Regions from separate parts of the Homo sapiens genome. Here region 1 is linked to region 2. The links are chromatin loops, found by intact Hi-C in ENCODE. Cell type or tissue: heart left ventricle. All regions are shown on one strand. Each heading gives the region's core, and the rest is flanking DNA. Links, peaks and the distances in the headings are about the cores only. Region 1 overlaps PEAK1 (pseudopodium enriched atypical kinase 1). Region 2 has its middle 89 kb from the start of LINGO1.

Evidence for each region. Hi-C counts contacts between places; a loop is a spot of excess contacts. Peaks named below come from ENCODE experiments on the same cell type or tissue, not always from the same donor. Only the 100,000 strongest peaks of a DNase experiment are listed, where the experiment ranks them.
Region 1: a loop joins it to region 2, with 6 times the contacts of the local background. A loop is called at or near these places in 94 of 110 quality-filtered maps.

The regions. Positions count from the first base shown.
Region 1 is chr15:77,102,678-77,112,473 of GRCh38, forward strand. It overlaps PEAK1 (pseudopodium enriched atypical kinase 1), which reads right to left. Exons shown (of 10, transcript NM_001385026.1): 10 at 5,481-9,796. Among named protein-coding and RNA genes, the nearest start is that of TSPAN3, 36 kb to the left of the region's middle. In heart left ventricle, for the core only: a CTCF peak has its summit at 5,176 (motif pointing right); a DNase peak (open chromatin) is centred at 4,584; H3K27ac peaks cover 1,113 bases.
Region 2 is chr15:77,538,720-77,548,537 of GRCh38, forward strand. No RefSeq gene overlaps it. Among named protein-coding and RNA genes, the nearest start is that of LINGO1, 89 kb to the right of the region's middle. RefSeq lists an enhancer at 2,784-3,463 and a silencer at 4,967-5,181. In heart left ventricle, for the core only: no CTCF peak of the experiment used is centred there; DNase peaks (open chromatin) are centred at 2,860, 3,119 and 4,742; H3K4me3 peaks cover 784 bases; H3K27ac peaks cover 3,088 bases.

The sequences.
Region 1 (9,796 bases), core at 1,797-9,796, 430 kb before region 2:
ATTACATATACTAGTTTCATACTGATACTATTTTTAGGTTACCTATTCTATTACATTGATCTGTTTTTTCTTGTACCTGTATCACACTGTTTTATTGATCATAGCTTTTTCATATGCTCAATTATGCCTTCAATTTCAAAAATTTCTGGGTTTTTCATGTATTCGTTCCTCCAACTGACTCTGAAAACCATTTTGTAAAGTTTTTCACTCCAGAAAAAAAACCCATTGAGATTTAAAATTCAAATTTCACTAAAATTTGAGACAACCTGATAGTTCATCTCTGTATCTGTGCATCTTTTATACTTCTCAGTAGTTTCTCATATTTTGTTGTTTAGTCATCCCTATGTGACTGAACGCCTGAAGAAGTGGAAATAATAATAATAAAATTTGTATATATGTATGTTATGTAATGCTATTATTTTTAGTGCGAGAAGCTACCTTTTAAGAAATACTTTGTCCATGATTTTTTTGCTTTTGTTTTTGTTTTTGTTTTGAGACAGGATCTCACTTTGTTCCCCAGGCTGGAGTGCAGTTCACGGCTCACTGTGGCCTCGACCTCCTGGGCTCGAGTGATCCTCCCTCCTCAGCTTCCTGAATAGCTGGGACCACAGGTGTATGCTACCACACCTGGCTAATTTTTGTATTTTTTTGTAGAGATGGAGTTTCAACATGTTGCCCAGGCTGGTCTAACTTTTGAGCTCAAGTGATCCTCCCAAAGTGCTGGGATTATATGCGTGAGCCACCACACCTGGCCAATGATATATATTGTTAAGTAAGAAAAGCAATTTGCAGAGTATTGTACACAATAAGATCTAATTTTTGTAAGAGAGTGGAACCCTACAGCTATATGCGTATGTCTTGTATATATTTGCTCAAGCATGGAGCTCTTAGGGGTTGAGGACTTTACAACCCTGATTTACCATGACAGGGTGGGAGTGGAGGGGGTAGGTGAATGGAAAGCAGATTATTAACCAAAAAGAAAGAAAAAGACAAAAAGGAAAAGAAGGTTGTCAGTTGCTCTGTGGCAGCTGTTGGCCACTTAGTTGCCTTTGTGGTTCCAGAAGCAGTCCTGGGAGGCCCCTCTGTAGGGAAGATGGAGAGCAAACAGGCAAGTCTGCTCAGGGGCCTTGAGAGGAAATGTCTCAAAGACGGCCAGTGCTAATGCCTTGTGTTGGCCTGGCGATCCCATAGGAGTTCAGTGAAGGTCTGACAGGGAAAGGTGCTGGCCCTACAGGGAAGCTACAGATCTGACTGCTCAGCCTAGCCAGCGCTTTCTTCTCACTCACACTCTCTGCCCACATCAGGAAGCACTCCTTGGCTACCCCAGTCTGTCACAATTGGAGCAAACACCCATAGGCCTGGGCCTATCCGCTGGCACAAAAACAAGCCAATAGACAAAGACTCGTATGGTGGTGGGGAGAACTGGCTTCAAGCCTAGGTTTGAATCTCAGCTCTACCACTTACCAGCTATGCAGCTTTAGGCAAGTTTCTTACCCACTCTGAGTTTCCTCATCTGTAAAATGGCTGTAGTGGAGAGCAAATGAGGTTAATGTGTGGGAAAGCCTGGACCAGGGCCTGGCCCAGTGGAGCAGCCAGGGGTGGTTCTCTTCCTCCTCTCTTCCTGTTAGTTGAGTCAGACACCAAGGACAGCAGGCAGAGCAGCTAAAGCCATGGCCTCCCTGGAGGAGCTCACGAGAAGGGAGGTGCACACACACAGACACACACACACACCAGGCCAGGAGCTGAAGCTGGGGAGTGAGTTGGTGATTTCAGATGGCTATCATCCCAAAAGCTTCTTGGCTGAATGGGGCCCTGAAGAACAGAGAGAAAAAGAACAGGAACGATGCGGGTGCAGAGAATTTCAATGCATGTCTCCCAGGCCAGCCTGGAGAGTGGAGCTGCTGCAACATCTGGTCAGCAATAAGCATGAGAGGTGGAGGACACAGACTCAGCAATTGGATTTTTCTTCTTTGGACACCAAGAAGCCACTGATGATACTGGGGTGACAGCTAGAGAGTGAGGGAGGACTGTCCCTCACTCCAGGAAGCTGGGAGGTGGAGTACGGTTGCTGGATGACAAATCGTAGTTCCCTTACTAAGGATCTGGGGCAAACAAACCCTCTCTGACTTGTTTTCACAAGGGTAAAATGGGGATAATTCTAGAAACCACCTCACCAGATTGTGAAGATAAAATTAAGCTGTTAAGCTAGTTCATGGGAAAGCACCCCCAGGGCTGGCTTTCTAGAGACAGACTCCTTCACCCTGGAAGAGGAGCATCTCAGCTCTTCAAGGCATTCAACTTTGCCCCTCCCTGGGGGGCCTGGTGACTTTATCCCTCCACATTCTCTTTACCTGAGGTACAATTTGCCTCCCATCCCCCAACCCTGGGCAAAGATGAACCATAGGCTTGGAGTTTTTTGCTCTATCTTTGACTCCAGCTCAAGTGTGGGCTGGTGAGCATTGGGTGGTCCTGGTGGGGAAAACCCAAGTCCCTATACCCCCCACTTCCTGCATGAGAGTTACTTCTCTAGAGGACCCTGGTCCTTATAATTGCAGATTCCTCAGAAGCCCTCACAGCATTATCACTCAGCTTTCTGGTTGCTTCCATGCAGCTCCCAGAGGGCAAGGGAGCCATTAGTTGGTGTGTGTGTGTGTGTGTGTGTGTGTGTGTGTGTGTGTGTGCGCGCGTGCGCGCACATACCTGTACAGAGGTTTATCTGGGATCTCAAGGAAGTCAGTTTGTGTCCAAAAAGCCTATTTCCTTTTAGAGGTTTGCAAATTTGAGAGAACTGGATCTTGGCAACAAATTCCCTCCTACCCCCCCACCCAGTGTGAAATCCAGTTTTTAAGTTTCAGCTGTAATTGCCTTGAGCTGCTCTTAACAACAACTTGTGATCTGCCAACTGCAGTTCTTGGCTCCTATGGCACTAATGAAGTTCTTTCCCTTGTAGAAGAGAGTGCGAACTCACTTATAAGGAAGCATAATTTGCTAGGCCTTGGAGAGGAGGCAAAGAGTTCCTGGAGCAGAAGGTACACACTTACAACCCCAGGCAATGGAGAGCTCCCCACACCAATTCACTCCGGGCAGGAAAGAAATCAAGATTCTCTGTGGCTTAGGTTGAAAGACAACACTCTGCAGGCATGGAGCTGCCAAAGGCCCCATCCAACTGTCAGTGGCCCATCACCTCCGGACAACCCAGAGTCAGACAGGATGGCATCACTGAGGACCACTAATGGAATTCTCAGGAATGAATCCCACGCTGGGTGATGTGATGGGGAAGGGGAATAGGATAATTTATCTCCAGGCTCTCCAGTTACACCAAAGGACAAAGTGATCCCACTGAAGAATAGAAACTTAGTGTTTTTTCTGGCCTTGTTCCACCTCACCTGGAGTCTGGCTTGGGCAATCCTGAACTGGTCCCACCATCCACTGGCCTGTATCCTTTCAGGGCTCCAGGTGTTTCTGGACCAAACTGGGGGTCAGGCTGCTTATTTTTGCGGCCCAGTAACGAGATGCAGATGAACCGGGAGAGAAGGGAGTTTTTATTTCTGTAACCAGTTACAGGGAGAAGGCCTCGAAGTTATTGCCAGATCAACTCAAAATTACGGTTTCCCACATCTTATATACCTTCTAAGCTATATGTCTACGTGTAAGTGTGCATTCATCTAAAGACATAAGTGACTATTTATTTATTTATTTATTTTGAGATGGAGTCTTGTTCTGTCACCCAGGCTGCAGTGCAGTGGAGCAATCTCGGCTCACTGCAAACTCCACCTCCTGGGTTCACGCCATTCTCCTGCCCCACCCTCCTGAGTAGCTGGGACTACAGGTGCCCACCACCAAGCCCGGCTAACTTTTTTGTGTTTTTAGTAGAGACAGGGTTTCACCGTGTTAGCCAGGATGGTCTCGATCTCCTGACCTCGTGATCCGCCCACCTCGGCCTCCCAAAGTGCTGGGATTACAGGTGTGAGCCACCACATCCGGCCAACTTCTTTCAATCTATAACTAAGGTCTGAGTCTTGAAGACCTTCCTCTGGAGCCTCAGTAAGTTTACTTAATCTAAATGGGTCCAAGTGCTGGGGTGATTACCCTTAATCTTGTCTCCTGCTAAATCATGGAGGTATGGGGAGTTCCTTCAGACCCCCGATAAACTTGTTTAATCCTAAACAGGTCCTGTTAAGAATTCCTTCGCTATTTTGTCATGCTTCAAGGCCCAGGAAAGGTCTAGGCAAAACTCCCAGTGGAGCTTTTGTTACACTTCAGCCTTCGTATAAGGGCAGTGGCCCCTTCAGCTTTTAATATTTAATTTAATCACTCAGTCAGTACTGAATCAGTTGTTATGGAGTCCTGCATTAGTGAGACCTGGCCTGGCACACACGGTGACCACTCAGGCCAGCAGAGCTTCACACAGCAGCCCGGTCCTGGTACGCTCTGTTTCTGTGACCTCCCAACCCCAACTGCCTACTTTTTTCTTTGCTTCCTTTCCCCCAGAAGCCAGTGTGTTGTGCTGACAACTAGAAGGGAAGTTCTCTAGGCTCTTCTCCAGCAAGCAGGCTACACAGCTGCAGCAGGCAGGGCCTGTGTCCCTGGGGATTGTCTGGTCAGGCTTGCTGTTGACCCTTCCTCCTGGGCCCAGGCAACACACAGAGAGCTTTTGGGTCCACACCAACATGGGTTCTGTTATGTTGCTCCTCAGCAACATAAACCTCAAGTCTGGCAGCCACTCTTCTGGGGTATGCCTTAAAAACAGCATCTGCAAATTCCAGAGTGCTTGCTAGTGGAGAAGAGCAGAGACACCGGGTTGGAGACAGTGTCCACTGTAAAGGGTTTGGTGCTCTAAAATCTGCTCTAAATTTAGGATCTACATGTTTGCCTTTTCATCTATTCTCCTCTCATAATGCGGCAGTTGTTGCTACCACTGCTGACTCTTCCTGCTTAAGCCAGGAGGCCTCCTCTGCGCTGCTGAAGTGTCCACACATTAGCTTGTCTGCCTTTGTGAGGCCCCTGTGTATCACTGTGTCAAAGGCATGCGAATCTTGCAGATGATGCAGTACCAGGCCCTGTCCCCGCTCATATTACCTGAATAGCTCTGATTTCCACGGAGAGGGTCAGCCAGAGCCAGCTAACCAAGCCTCTCAACATGCAGTACAAACCCAGGAAGCCTGCAGGTGACTGCTCACCAGAGGGCGATCTCACACAGCAAACCTGCAGCCTTCTGAGGTCTGGGAAAAGCAGAATGCCTTTGCTTTCTCTTTGGGGCCTGATTTCCTCAGATTAGACAGGGAATAAAGAGAAATATAATCCATGTCAGCAGGGGATGAGGACCCAGAGTGCAGAAGACACACAGGCTGAAAGCCATCATTTCCTGTGTTATGGACAGGGCACCTACCCTGGGGGGACAAGACATAACCATGTCTGCAACCAAACCCTCCCCAGCATGTCAGTGTGGAAGAGTCGCCAAAAGGACAAGCATTTGTCTGTTTTTTAGTGTGTATTAAAATGAATTTATTTACACAGTAACATGATGCCACGGAGTACACAGCAAAGTACCACAGCAAACCAAAGGGTGGCACCACTGCTGGCAGAGAGGACCTTTCAATGATAGATTTATACAACTTTACAATATGTAAGTAGAGGGGTGAAGCTCCGGAAAGAGCAAAAACAAGATTTTCAAATACAGAGTGTGGGCAGGGCCAGAGAGAATTAAAGAGAGATTGGAATGAGGACTGTCATGATTCAAATCACCAAGTAGAATGAAATCTTGCTTCTGTATTTGCCTCATGCCAAAATGCCCTGCATATCCTCAACAGAAAATCCCAACCCAGTGTGTTCATACATCACACTCTTTAGTTCTAACTGGTAAAGGAAGGGATAACCAAGTAGTATTTGGAGCAAGTTCCTGAAACAGTGTGGTTTAACCTTTCAAAAATGAACCCTATGTCTGGTTCAACATTCAAGTTATCATGAGTGCGGACACACACATACTATCCACACACTAACGGGCAAAGTGGGTTTTCTGTACTACAACAATATTCGTAGCAAAATATATGACTCTGTACTTCTGCTAGGTTAAAAAATGTCCGACCTCTTTTGATTCCCTGAAACTTTCTTGATTTAAAAAACAAAACCAAACCAAACCAAACCATGGGGGTGAATGGGACACGTCAAGATAAAAAGCTGGAATAAACCCAGAGACTTTCTGGAGTGGGAAACATGTAATGGGATGTTGGGAATGCAGGCCCTTGCAGCCCACCTAGGTGGGGAAAGCTTCTAGCAGTGGTTGATGCAAAAATCTATTCTAATTTTAAACAGTTGCAGGGAGGGGGTGTTTAACGGCTGTATAGCACCTTGTACCTTCTGGGCACTTACAGATATTAAATGATGGTGATGATGAATGGTACACAACTCTGTAGGAAGGTTTATAAAAACAATTACAATTTGTTAAGAAATTTCCCAAGAGTTCTTTAAACAAACCTATTTAAACTACCATATCTCTTTAAAAAAATCTTCCGCTCTCAGTATTATATGATGTTCTCAAGCTGAGGTTTGGGCAATAGCCACAGTCATGTCAAGGGGACATGGAAGAGATCCTTCTCCTTAAATACTGAGGAACTTTGTATCTGCCAGGGCTTTCTTCATCTTCATCATCATCATCATCTTCTAATATACAAAATGGACTTCTTTTTAAAAAGGTGCTTTTCTGAGGATGGATTTATCAGCTAAATGCCTTGACATGGAATGTATGTGAACTCCCCTCCCACAGCATCTGTCACAGCTCACCCTCATCATCTTAGAAGCATCAGGATAAAAAGGCTTGATTTCTTTGGTATAATCTCTCCCAGGATCTTGCACTGCAACTCTTCTGGCTTCCCTTATGGCACCGTTTTTGGTCCATGGAATCCCCACTTTTGGCACTGCTGTAAGCACGGACAGCTGGACTTCAGTGCGCACTTCAGCAAGAGCAGCACTTGGATTTGTCTCGGCACAGCACTTTGGGCCTTTGAGAATATGAGCTTCGATGACATAAAGCTAATAACTTGGTTTTGTGGGCAGCCATCCTGTTCACTCATTAGGCTGGAGCGGAATTTTCAATCCTTGTCAACTAGTGAGGAGAATGAAAAACATGCCAGGGTTGGCCCAGCAAGTCCAGTTTGTCTCACCCCTCTCCAAGAATGTTCATACTATATTTACACATCTAGAATCATTTGAAATATAGTGTAGTATCCTAAATCCATCTCTATTTCTGTGACTAGCCTGTACTTTTTCAGATCACTGCTGGTAAAATCTAGAAGAAATCCTAATTGCAGTCAAATCTAGCGAAAACCCTAATTCCAGCAAAACCAAATGTCAGGTTACTTCCCTGAACCAAAGTATTCATAACTCAAAATTGAGACGCTTAGTAGGACCCAAAGATCTTTCCTGGAAACTTTTTTTTGAGACGAAGTTGCTCAATCTCCCAGGCTGGAGTGCGATGGCGTGATCTTGGCTCACTGCAACCTTTGCCTCCTGGGTTCAAGAGATTCTCTTGCCTCAGCCTCCCGAGTAGCTTAGATTACAGGTGCCTGCCATCATGCCCGGCTAATTTTTGTATTTTTAGTAGAGATGGAGTTTCACCATGTTGGCCAGGCTGGTCTCAAACTCCTGACCTCAGGTGATCTGCCCACCTCGCCCTCCTAAAGTGTTGGGATTACAGGCGTGAGCCACTGCGCCTGGCCTGGGAACTTCATACTACTAGAAACTTTTAAGATATAATTTTTAGTAGTTTTACTCCCAGAAATGTCATTAATATTTCTAGAGCTTTAGATCTCTTGGCTTAGACTTTCCCATGTTTACAAACTTATTCTGAGTTTGGAAGCAAAAGTGACCCCCACTTAATCTGATAATGGGAGGCTACTCCAACTGTTAAAATCCTAACCAATATGTTTTACTTCTAGCTCCTCAACAGCAGCAGGGTAGGTAGGATGAGTGCTTGTGCCCTCACCTCAACCCATACCTCACCCAGTTCATCTTCTGAGGGCAAATCTTGAAACTCATTGCCATATTCCTGGCTTCCAGTTCTAGCTCAGCCTAGGGGTTGGTGATTCTTACGTTGTTGTTCCACAGGTTACAGTGACTCTTTTTCTCATCCTGCTGTTATTCTTCATGAATTGGCTTCTAGGCAACCCAGTAGTGTACATATACCAAAAGGGCTCACCTCAGCCAGCACAGGAGGCTTCTTGAAGTTCTAGTCCTCTTTATGAAACATCCACTGAATTGCTTCCAAGACTAGGTTACCACTCTAACAAGGCACTCTGCTATACATTCAGTCTTGCTCTTGGCTACTTTAGCCACTGTTGTGTTTCTCTAGCACCCAAGTGTCACAGAGATTGTTCATGCTCATGTGGCTTAAGGAAAAGTTCCAATAGGAGCTTAATTGTTCAAACTCTCAATATAAATGGAAAACTCTACAGTATAGACTTCAATAGAAAACAATTTCCAATCAATATTGAAGGCAATAACTTCCTGTTACTTGAGAAAATGTAAAGTGCTATACTAGTCACAATTCAAACACATAGATATATAAATGTGTGTGTATGTGTCTACAGAGGGTAGGATTTCTTTCCAGTTGATGAACAAATTCAAAGGTCCTACCACAATTAAAATGAAAAATATTTGTGATAATGTTAAACTGACTGAATTTCATTTTTTTGGAAAAATATTCTGAAGACCAACTCATGTAGTACTTTTTGCCTAGAAATATAGTTTCTTTCTCTATTCTGCTCTAACCTGTAACACCCCCTTCCCTCTCTATCTCACATTCTTTGGCCATCACCCAGAGAAAAATTAATCTAGCCACCTGTCTCTGGGAAGCCTGAGGCTTTTCTCTGGCTAGTTTGCATTCATCTTTTGCCCTTAACAAATCTGAATATAAAAACAGTACTAAAAACATCTGATATGAAGAGGTGCTTGGTTTACCAGTGCTGTAAGATAATGGTAGTGGAGGTGTCCATGCTTATTATACCATAGAGTTAAAGTGAAGACTGGATCCAAATCATAACAGAAAAAGAGAAAGAAAAAAAAAGATAAGTAGAGACATAACAAATAGAGGGACCAGGAAACATTCAGCATTAAATATGTAACCTCATTAAATAGTCAACATTGAAATTTACATGGGCAAGGCACCACGAACATGACATTGAGAAGGTATATCTCAATATGCAAGACATTGCAAGATGGGAGGTGGGGGAGGTTAAGGGAATGTGCTGGCTGACATGGTCAGTGGTCTGTGTGCTGCCCTTCAGTGCATAATCAGGCAAGGAGTTATGTGCACATGTTCTATGCTAAGATGAACCAAACACCAACCTTCAAGGCAAGGCGCGGCCATGCCACAGGACACCAAGAGCAGACTGCTGGCCTGCAGCAGCATGCCCACTCCATGGCCATTCCTAGGAGCAGAGCCCTGCACTCTGGCTAGAGGAGGCAAGACTCTTTGTGGGCTAACCAGCCTTCTTTCCTGTGAGTCCTATATTGCTGGCCAGGGGATAAGGGACATTCTCCAAATAGAGCCTCACATATTACAATCACTTAAAAAAGTAATAAGAGCACAATAAAATACATTATTTTCCTTTCCTGATCCTCTTTGTTATACATGAATCACATGAAAAGCTGTTAAAAATGTTAAAAGTTTAGAAATTTCCAAGGCCACTAATGTGCTATGTAAGTAATACTGCACAGTCAGTCTTGGCTTTAAGGAAACTCTGCACTGGTAGATGAGGGGCCTCAGGGCTCACTCACTCACTAGGCACAGAGAACATGT
Region 2 (9,818 bases), core at 508-8,507:
ATATGGTAGCCACTAGCCACAGGTGGCCATTTACATTTAAATAAAAAACAAATAAACAATTCAGTTCCTCAGTCATACTGGCCACATTTCAATTGGCTAGTGGACAGCATGTCGAATAGTGCAGAAATGGAACATTTCCATTGTCCAGAAAAGTCTACTGGATGGCGCTGTGAGGAGGAACAGACCCTCTCCAGGTGAGGGCCATGAGAGGTGTTCCAATTCTAGGGAGCAGCTTGTGCAAACACCTGGAAGTGGATGGCAGCATGCCCAGGGGACTGGAGCCCTGAGCACAGGTGTGAGGAGGAGGGAAACAGTGACAAGCGAAGCTAGAGAGAGTGGAAGAATTCAAATGGCAGTTAAAGGCTCTGCTTGTGTTGGCAAGGAGCTGGGATTTTGTCCTGAACATTTGGGGAGCCTTTGGAAGGGTTTCAGCTGGGAGTGGCAAGGTCAAGGTCGGGTTTCATGTTAGAAAAGCTTGCTTGGAGAAGGGACTCCGCAGGGAAGGGGCAATTGCCAGCAGCCAGGTGAGAGCCAGGTGAGAGCCAGGTGAGAGGAGGGACCTGACCTGGGAGTTTAGCTGGGAGGGCCTGGAGATGAAGTGCCTGTGTAGGGGGCACTAGAGAGAGGGGCTTCTGGCTTCAGTGCCAGGGTGGCTGGGGCTGCCCTTTGGGCTCAGGCTGTGCTGAGTGCAAGGGAAGAGGGAGACCTCTGCACCTGGCAGGTAGGTGAGGGCACCTGATCCTTTAGGAAAAGTTTAGGCTGAAACCACTGACTGGGTGATCATCAGTGAATAGATAGGGGTGCAGGTCCTGCAAGGGGCTGAGGTCTCAGGAGAGTCCTCCGTAAGACAGTACTGGAGCCCTGGGAAGCACAGATGAGTCAGTGGCCAAGAGAGCAGAAGGAGCTGGGTAGGCCAGATTTCTGGAGAAGAGTGAGGGAGGCCAGATGTTCCCTGGACGCGTCATGGCTGTGGTTGTGATTCCGTCCCCTGAGGTGTGGGAGCTATAGCTTTCAATCCAGGCAAGTTTCCTGCAGGGGACAGTGTCTTGGTACTGAGGGGCAGGGCTGGGAAAGGAAGGGAATGGGGGCGGCTTTCATCACAGCCATGGTGAGGAGCCACAAGGCAGCTTGCACTTTGAAGATGGCTCCAACAATCTCCCCTATCCCGCAGGCCCTTCTACAGTGAATTGACTGTAGGGGGTGCTAGAGACAGGGTCTTCTGGCCTTTCTGGCCCCTCATCTCCTGAAGATGTACGCCTGTGCTCCCCCTCTTAAAACATGGGCGGGGCCGGGCGCGGTGGCTCACGCCTGTAACCCCAGCACTTTGGGAGGCCAAGGTGGGTGGATCACGAGGTCAGGAGATCGAGACCATCTTGCCTAACACATGGTGAAACCCCGTCTCTACTAAAAATACGAAAAATTAGCCGGGCGTGGTGGCGGGCGCCTGTAGTCCCAGCTACTCGGGAGGCTGAGGCAGGAGAATGGCGTGAACCCAGGAGGCAGAGCTTGCAGTGAGCCAAGATCGAGTCACTGCACTCCAGCCTGGGCAACAGAGCGAGACTCCGTCTCAAAAACAAAAAACAAAAACACGTGGGTGGGCTTGTGACTGCTTCGACCAATAGAGTATGGCAGAAGTGGCACTCTGGGGCTTCCAAGAGTGTCATAAAATGCAACACAGCTTCTACCTTACGTGCTGAGACGCTCACCCTTGGATCCCTGAGCCACCAGGTAAGATGTCCTCCTAGGACAGAGGCTGCTATGCCATGAGGAAGCCCGGGCCTGATGAATGGGTCCATGCAGGTGTTCTGGGGGACAGCCCCAGCCTAGCTCCCAGCCCACAGTCAGCATCCACCACGTGTTCACGCGTGAGTGAAAAGCCTCTGAATGGTTCCAGACCCCAGACATCGAGCCCCCATCAGCCACTGGTGCCTGCTGTGTGAGGCCCCAGATATCACAAAACAGATACAAACCGCCTCTTCTGTGCCCTGTCCGATGCCTGACCCGCAGACTCCATGAACAGAAGAAAATGGTCAGTGTTTTGTGCCACTATATTTTGGGGTGGTTTCTTGCACAACAATGGTAGTTGCAGGCAGAAAGGGAACTGGCTAGGCTGTGGCTGTGTGGCAGGGACAGGGAGCTAACTGGCTGGTGGGATGGAGCCTCAATTGCTCGGGCAAGGGGTGAGTTTTACCCCTGTTGTCAGGTTAGGGGCAGAGGAGGTTGAGGAGGTTGAATGGAGGTTGATGCTAGGAAACCAGGGAGGGGTTGCGGGGACATTTGGGGAGGAGGCTTGAAAATGACACCTAGTTCTGGCCTGGGGGTTACTCCAAGGGCAACATCAGGGAGGTCCTGGTGGGAGCAACAAGAGGTGGGGAGGGCTTTGGAGTCTTACAGGGTATGCTTAGTTCCCAGCACTTTCAATACCCAGCTCTCTCTGAGCCTTGGTTTGCTGGCCTGGAAAAGAGGGGTACAAATCCCCCGCTAAATGCAAGGTGAATGTGACTTCCTTTGATCACGTTTTTCTCCTTTATTTCTTATTGTCTTAACAAGCGCCCCCGCCCCCGACATTGCACGTAGACAACTGCTGATAAACGTGTCCAAGAGCAAGGTTTTTTTGCGCCATTTTATAGACACAGAAAATGAAGCTGAGAGGGGCTGGGGAGTGCCCACGGCCTTAGAGGACTCCAGCCTTCAGTGTGCACTTTTCCTGTTCCTCCCCTGGACTGAGGCAGCAGGAGGGGAGGGCAGGCCAGTGCCCCAGCAGGCCCGGGTGTGGCCCCCAGCGCTGGCTGGATTAAGCATTCCTCCCCAGCCCTGCCCCGGTCCCAGCCTCACAACTGCTTTCGCTCTGGAGTCCTAGACAAATTGTAGCCTGGAGAGCGGCTGTGGGGAGCTTACAAATGTGGCTGGCCCAGCCCTCCCCGCCTTCCTCCCACTCCACATGTCTGCCTCTGAGCCCTGGGGTCAGAATAGCCACTAAGGAGCTCTCACCAGGGCTCCACACACACTTGGGACTCCTGGGGTTCTTGCCAAATGGGTACCCCCGCCCCCAAGCCCTAGGAGCCTTGGATCTGCTGCCTGGACCCCAGCTCCCCTCCTCCTGCCGCCCTCCTCAGCATCTGGTTCCTCCTCAGAATGCAATGCTGTTGCCCCTGGCAACCGAGCTCCAGGCCAGATCCTGGTCCTCCTTCCTCCTCCTTCCCTTCTTTTTCTCCTCCTTCTTCTGCTTCCATATTCCCATCCTTCCTGCCCTCCCCCAGTCTGCCGAGACAGTGCCTGGGGCTGGAAGACTCCCCCCAAATCCGATGCCAGCTAGGCCAGCCAGCCAAGTCCCCTGGCCTTTCTGGTTGCTCGTTGGCTGATGATGACAGTCAGTACTCCCTGCCTGCCCATGGGACTGACTACTGCAGTCTTGGGCACCCCAGCGATGTCCCAGAAGACTCTGAGGCAGGGCTCTCAGGGTACCCCAGGCAAAGAGCCAGGGACTGTAGAGAGACAAGAGACAGCAGCTGAAGAAAATTTCTCCCCATTAGAGCTGTTTGAGGTGGTGAGCTCCCCAAAGCCAAAGGCATGCAAGGAGAGGCCTTTCCAGTGATGATGGTGCTGGCACTGGCATGGCACAGGGCAGTGAGGGGCTGTCTTGGAAGGAAGGTCGATGTGGGCTCGGCCTATGTCTATCCTGGCTGTCTCCTTTTCCCCAACCCCTGAATTCCCAGAACCTTTAGGAACACTTGCTCCCCAACCCCTGCCCTCCCAAGGACTCGTCATTTTTCATCTGGGCTCTAGAGAGGAGGACAGCACTAAGAGGTGGTCCCGGGTCCAGCGACATCAAGCACCATAGGGCAGGTCCAACGCCCAGCACAGCTGTTTAGAGTGGACAGAAACGGGCTCAGCAGGGCAGGCCACATGAACCCTAGCCGCCCTCACGCATCCCTTCCAGAGCCTCCGCTCACACTCCTGGATCCCCCTCCATATCCTAGGCTCCTGTCACCTTCCTGCTCTCCTGCAGGGCCTGTGGGCCAGCCATGCCCAATTCACGACTCATTCAACCGACTCCCACTCCTTCGTGCCCTGCACCAGTTCCTCCCTGTCAGGAATACACTTCTCCACCTTTCATTCTGAGTCAGCTCAGAGGCCCCCTCCTTCAGGAGGCTTCCCTGGACTGCCTGGGCTGTGCCCACTGCCCCGCGGGGCTCCCCACCCCGGGCTTGCCTCCTAGAGCTCTCTCACCCACGGCCTGGTCACCATCTGCACACGGTTTTCCCGAGTGCATCATAAGGACCTTGAGGCAGTGACTCTGTGCCCCACATTTGCTAACAAATACTAATGAGAACATCAGCACAGCCCTGCCTCTCTCTGGGCCTCAGTTTCCCCCATCTGAGGCCCCATGTCTGGGCCTTGGCTTCCCCCAGGATCCCCTTTTGGCTGAGAAGGGTGGCCACGCCCGGGCTGTCAGAACAAGACAGAGGCCAGTCCGGGCAGCTCTGCCCTCCTCATCTCCGGGGGCGTCCCCTCCAGGTTTCAGGAATGAGCCTCAGGAACTGGGGTGTGGGGGCCCGGACGGGGAGGTCCTGGCACTCCCCGAAGCTTTGGTTCTCGTCTGCCAAATGAGGACACTTATCGGGGCTACCCACCCCTCCGGCTGCCGTGAGGCCTTGGAGATGGCAGCCAGACCGGACTTTCCCATCGGATCCGCCAGAACCCAGGCTTCCCAAGGCAGCAGCTCCCGCGCAGCCGCCGCCCGCTTCTGGCAAGCCCAGCCCACGGGCTCAGGGGTCCCTGGGGCTCTGCTGCCCTCCAGTGGCCGGAGGCCCCTGGGCACTTAGAACCCGTGAGCTCCGGATTAATTCCATGGGCTTCCGTCTCCACCTAGGACGGACAGAAATGGTAGCAGGGACTTGTTGAGGTCACTCAGCAAGCCAGGCGCGGTACATGGACCAGGACCTGGGGCTCCAGGGCCCCAGCACTTCCATGCCCAGGGAGGGCTTGTCCTCTCGCAGGAGACCAGCCAGGAGAGGGAGCTGTTCCCCACCTGCCCACGTGTCTCACCTGGGACACCCTCTGTGCTGTAGCCCTTCCCTGCTGGCCACTCTCAATGCTGGCCTAGACTGCCCCCCGCCCGGAGAAGTGTTTCTAGTGCCTGCCCAGGGGTCATCCCCAATACGTGGGCCAATGTTGGGGGCTTGGAGGGGTGGCTTAACCCCTTTCCTCCTTGATTAATCAAATACTTAAAATAATGGCTGAGGTCATGATTGATGGACAGAGCATAGCTAATTACCCTGGAGATTAAAACGACTGTTTCTGTTTAAAAAGGCTGCAAATGAGTTAATTATTTCCTTTGCTCACCTCTCTAACCTCGTTACACTTCTAAATGAATAGCAATATTGATCTTGGAACTGATTTTGGTGTTACACCGCCCGAGCGGGTTTAATTAGGGTTTGAAAATGCTGCAGTGCCTCCTCCTTCTGACCGAGGAAATTAGACTTGGGTTTTACTTACATTTCACAGCCGTGTCCTCCACACAGATAGAAGGGCTGGAACATGGCGCAGTGGTGCCTGTCATCCCCTGCCCTGCCCTGCCCTGGCTCCCAGCTCCACTCCCATCCAGAGCAGCACAGACTGACCCTTGCTTCTCACCTCTCAGGAAGACGTGGCAGGAAGGCCAGTGGGGTCAGCTTGTTTAGCCTTGTCTGGTCACAGATTGGGCTCGGAGGCTCGGATATGATAGGACAGAGCCTAGCATCACTTGACGAGGTGGGGGCAGGCCTAGGACCTGAACTATCACAGACTCCCAACTCTGGACCTTGACGGCTCCCTGACTGAGTTAATATTTCCTCTCTGTCCCTCCTCACTTCTCCAGATGCCTACGGAGCCTCCTGGTGCTCTACCCCACCTCCAGCTCCCTCCTGCCTCTCCTCTCCTTCTTAGAGCTCCATGAAGAAAGGCCCCAGCTCGATGAAGGTGGGGAATGAGAGGGGGAGCAGGGCCCAGGATACCAGCACCCCTGCCCTGGATCTGCAGCTGACATCTAGGTGACCATGCCCTGTATCTGGGCCTCCCTACTCTGAATCTGACAGTCTGTCTATATCACTCCCTCCCACCTCCCCCAGCCAGAATTTTCAAGAGCAAGTAGCATCTCTGGGAGCCAGAGCCAGAAGGGTAGGGTAGTGAGAGTGAGCAGGACAGGCTTGGGCCAAGGATATAGGACTGAGTGGGTCTGCTCCTTCTTATTCCAAATAAAACCTTCCCTTGACCCTGGCTCTCCTCTGCCATGGCCAGATCTGTCCCAGTCTCACTTCTTTTTTTAATTTTTCCAGAGACAGAGTCTCCCTCTGTTACCCAGGCTGGAGTACGGTGACAGGATCACAGCTCACTGCAGCCTTGAACTGCTGGGCTTAAGTGATCCTCCCACCTCAGCCTCCCCAGTAGCTAGGACCACAGATGTGCACCACCATGCCCGGTTATTTTTTAAAAATTTTTGGAGAGATGGGGTCTTGCTGTGTTGCCCAGGCTGATCACAAACTCCTGGCCTCAGGTGATCTTCCTTCCCACCTTGGCCCCAGTCCCAATTACTGAGAGTTGTGTACATTCACTGCCCCCGTCTCTGACTTCCTCCCCACGCCTCTGCCCTCTGTTTTTTATGTCTCCCAGATAAAACGATTCTTACTGAGGTCACCAGCAACCTCTAAGTTGCTGAACAAAGTGAGCGCTCTGTTCAGGGGGTCTGGGCATGGATCTACCTGACAGCTTCTCTCCTTCCTGCAGTGGCACTGGCTCCTGGGTTTCCTCCTCCCTGCTCCCTCTTGGGACTGGGTGCTCCCCTCCCATCCCTGAAGAATCTCAGGGTTTGGCTTAAGCCCTCTTCTCTTTCTTCTCACTTGACGCGCCCTCCCCTGGTGAGCCCACCTCTCTCGTGGTTGGAAAGTGATCTATCCCAAATTACTATCTTAGCTCAGCCCTCTCCCTTGAGTGCATGTAGGTCCAGCCAGGGAGTGACATGGTTAGACTTACACTTTAGAAAGGCCACTGTTACTGTAGTGTGGCAGGAAAGGATGATGGTGGAGACAGAGGAACCCCTGAGGTGGCTGTTCTAAGTCTCAGCGGAAAAACATTCAGGCCTGTGGCTGAAGAAATGGGGAGCAGGGGGTGATCCACTGGACGGGGAGGCTTTGGGGATTGATTTCCTAGGGGCACGTTCCAGGGCAATGTCCCATTGTCAAGTTGGACCTCTGAGTGCCTTTGGCTGAAACTGGCAACGTCAGGGAGAAGCAGGCTTCCAGGGAGTGTTCAGGCTGTTGGGTTGAGTTCAAGGTGCCTACAGGGACATTCAGAAGGAGAAGGAAGGTAGGTGACTCCCTCAAATTGCTACAGCCAGCTTGTAGCCCTGCCATTCAGGGTAGAGGTCATCAGCATGCAAGGAGCTAGGCGGCGACTGCATGCCCAGAAGCACTGCTACAGATAAGACAGCCAGGACGATGTGGGAGAGCAGAAGGCACTGCATTCGACCCTGGTGATTCATGCCTAATTTGGCCAGTGAAATCTGTGAGCCAGACCACATGCCCTGCCTTGTCAAACAAGGAAAGAAGTGTGGAGATTGAGGGTCAGAGACTCTAACTGAATCCCAACCTCACTAATAGACTGAGCCCTGATCCTGCTCACAGTCTGAGCCCTCATCCTTGTCACAGTCCAAGGAAACAGGACTACCCAGCTGGAGGCTCTTAGGTAACACCTTCCTGTTTCCATTTCCCCTTTTCTCCCCTGAGGTAAGGATGAAGGAGAGGGAGCTTAGTAGTGCCAAGGAAGCAAGCCTGGAGTACTGAAGGCAAGATAGAGAAAGCACTTCCAATGTGCATGCCCAGGAATCCTCAGCTTTTTGGGGGTTCATGGCATACATGTGAACACTGGAACTTTCAGTGGCACCATTGAGAAAAGACTCACTGGGCACAGTGGCTCACGCCTATAAGTCCAGCACTTTGGGAGGGCAAGGAAGGTGGATGACTTGAGCCCAGGATTTCAAGACCAGCCTGGGCAACATGGTGAAACCCTGTCTCTACAAAAATTAGCCAGGCATGGTGGTGCACGCCTCTAGTCCCACTTACTCAGGAGGCTGAAGTGAGAGGATTGCTCGTGTCCAGGAGGTGGAGGTTGCAGTGAGCCATGATTGCACCACTGAACTCCAGCCTGGGCAACAGAGTGAGACTCTGTCTAAAAAAAAAAAAAGAAAAGAAAAGAAAAAAAAAAGATTCAAAACCACCCTAAAGGAGCCAGCGGCAGTGTCCTTGTGGTCATCACTGTGGCATCAGATGCTTCACATGCTTGCAAAAGCTCATCAGTTACTACTGAGCTGTCTGGGTCCTCAGGACACAATTGCCTTTAGATGGAGCTATTTACTGTCCTGGGTATACTGCTGTCCCTGTATCACTGCATCCTGTGACATACTGGGCATAGACAGAAGAGTTCCCTTAATGAGTTCTAGGGTGGTGGTTAGGAGTTCCAAGCTCTGAGTTCCAGACTGCCTGGAATTCAAATCCTGACTCTGCCCATCCCAGCTGTGCGATCATGGGCAAGCTGCTTCACCTCTCTGTGCCTTAGTTTCCTCATCTGAAAGTGGGGGTGATAATAGCACTTACCCCCTAGGGAGTTCACTTATATTAAGTGCTTAGTGCCTGGCATGTGGTGAGTGCTCTCTTAGGGTTGGGTGTTGCTATAACTTTGCTTATTGATGCATGCTTGGCTGACACTGTAAAGATCACAACACCTCAGAGAGGCCAGTATTCAGGCTCTGGGAGACCAGTACAGTTCGAGGGCAATTAATTGCTGTCTACTCTGTGCTGGGCGCTGGTGACACAGAGAGAAAACTCCACATTCCTGCTCTCAGGGGGTATACTGTCTGTGAAGAGATCGTCCTAACACACACTGTGTGTGCTGTGTTGGGGGGAATGTGAGTGAAATGGACTCTGTTGGGGGGGATGATGGGTGTTCATAACAAATACATTTATTGCGTGCCTACTGCGTACCAGGCCCTGCTCTGGGGACTTTACACATATTACATAATCCTTACAAGAGGATAATATATAACATTATCATAATTTTCATCCTTGTCTTATAGATATCTTTGAGGCTCAGAAAGGGTGGGACTGGAGAGGCCTGAAGCTTTTCTGTGCCAGGCAATGTTGTGAGCAGAGGTGTGACTGAGGCTTGGGGGCCCAGGGGGCTGCCTGGCCGAGGGGGCCTATGCCAGGCGTGGGTGTGGGCGAGAGACTTGATAGAGGTCTTCAAGGTCAGGCCGAGGCACTGTGCTTACTGGTCACTTGCGCTTGAACCAGGCAGGGCTCCAGTGTGGAAGAGCAGGGCAGGGACTACCATTCCCCCAGGCCTAGCCCTGAACATCAGGACTAATCGTGAGTGCGTCCTATACCCCAGAGCTCTGCGATGAGTGTGAGTCCAGGTGTGTACACGGATAGGTATGCCAGTGTGGGCAAGGTGGGCTTGTCTCCTTAGGGGTCTTATCCCTTAAGTCCCCTCCACCCATAGACCCAGGCGGGGCAGGGCTCAGGAAGGAGGGCACCTTCTTCCTGAGGGTGGGAGGGGTGGGCAGGGTCAGAAGAAGGGGTGGAGGGAAGATGCTGCTGCCATGGGAGGGCCTAGAGGCAGAGCGGGCGGCCTGGGGACTTCCTGCTCAGCTTCCTGCTTGGCCCCAGGAGCTTCCTCCCAGCACTGCGGCCCCAGGACCCTGACAACCTCCACCCTCAGACGGGAGAGGAGAGGCTGAGTGCCGGCTACCAGGCAGGAGGTGGGGACGCTGGATGCCTGTACCT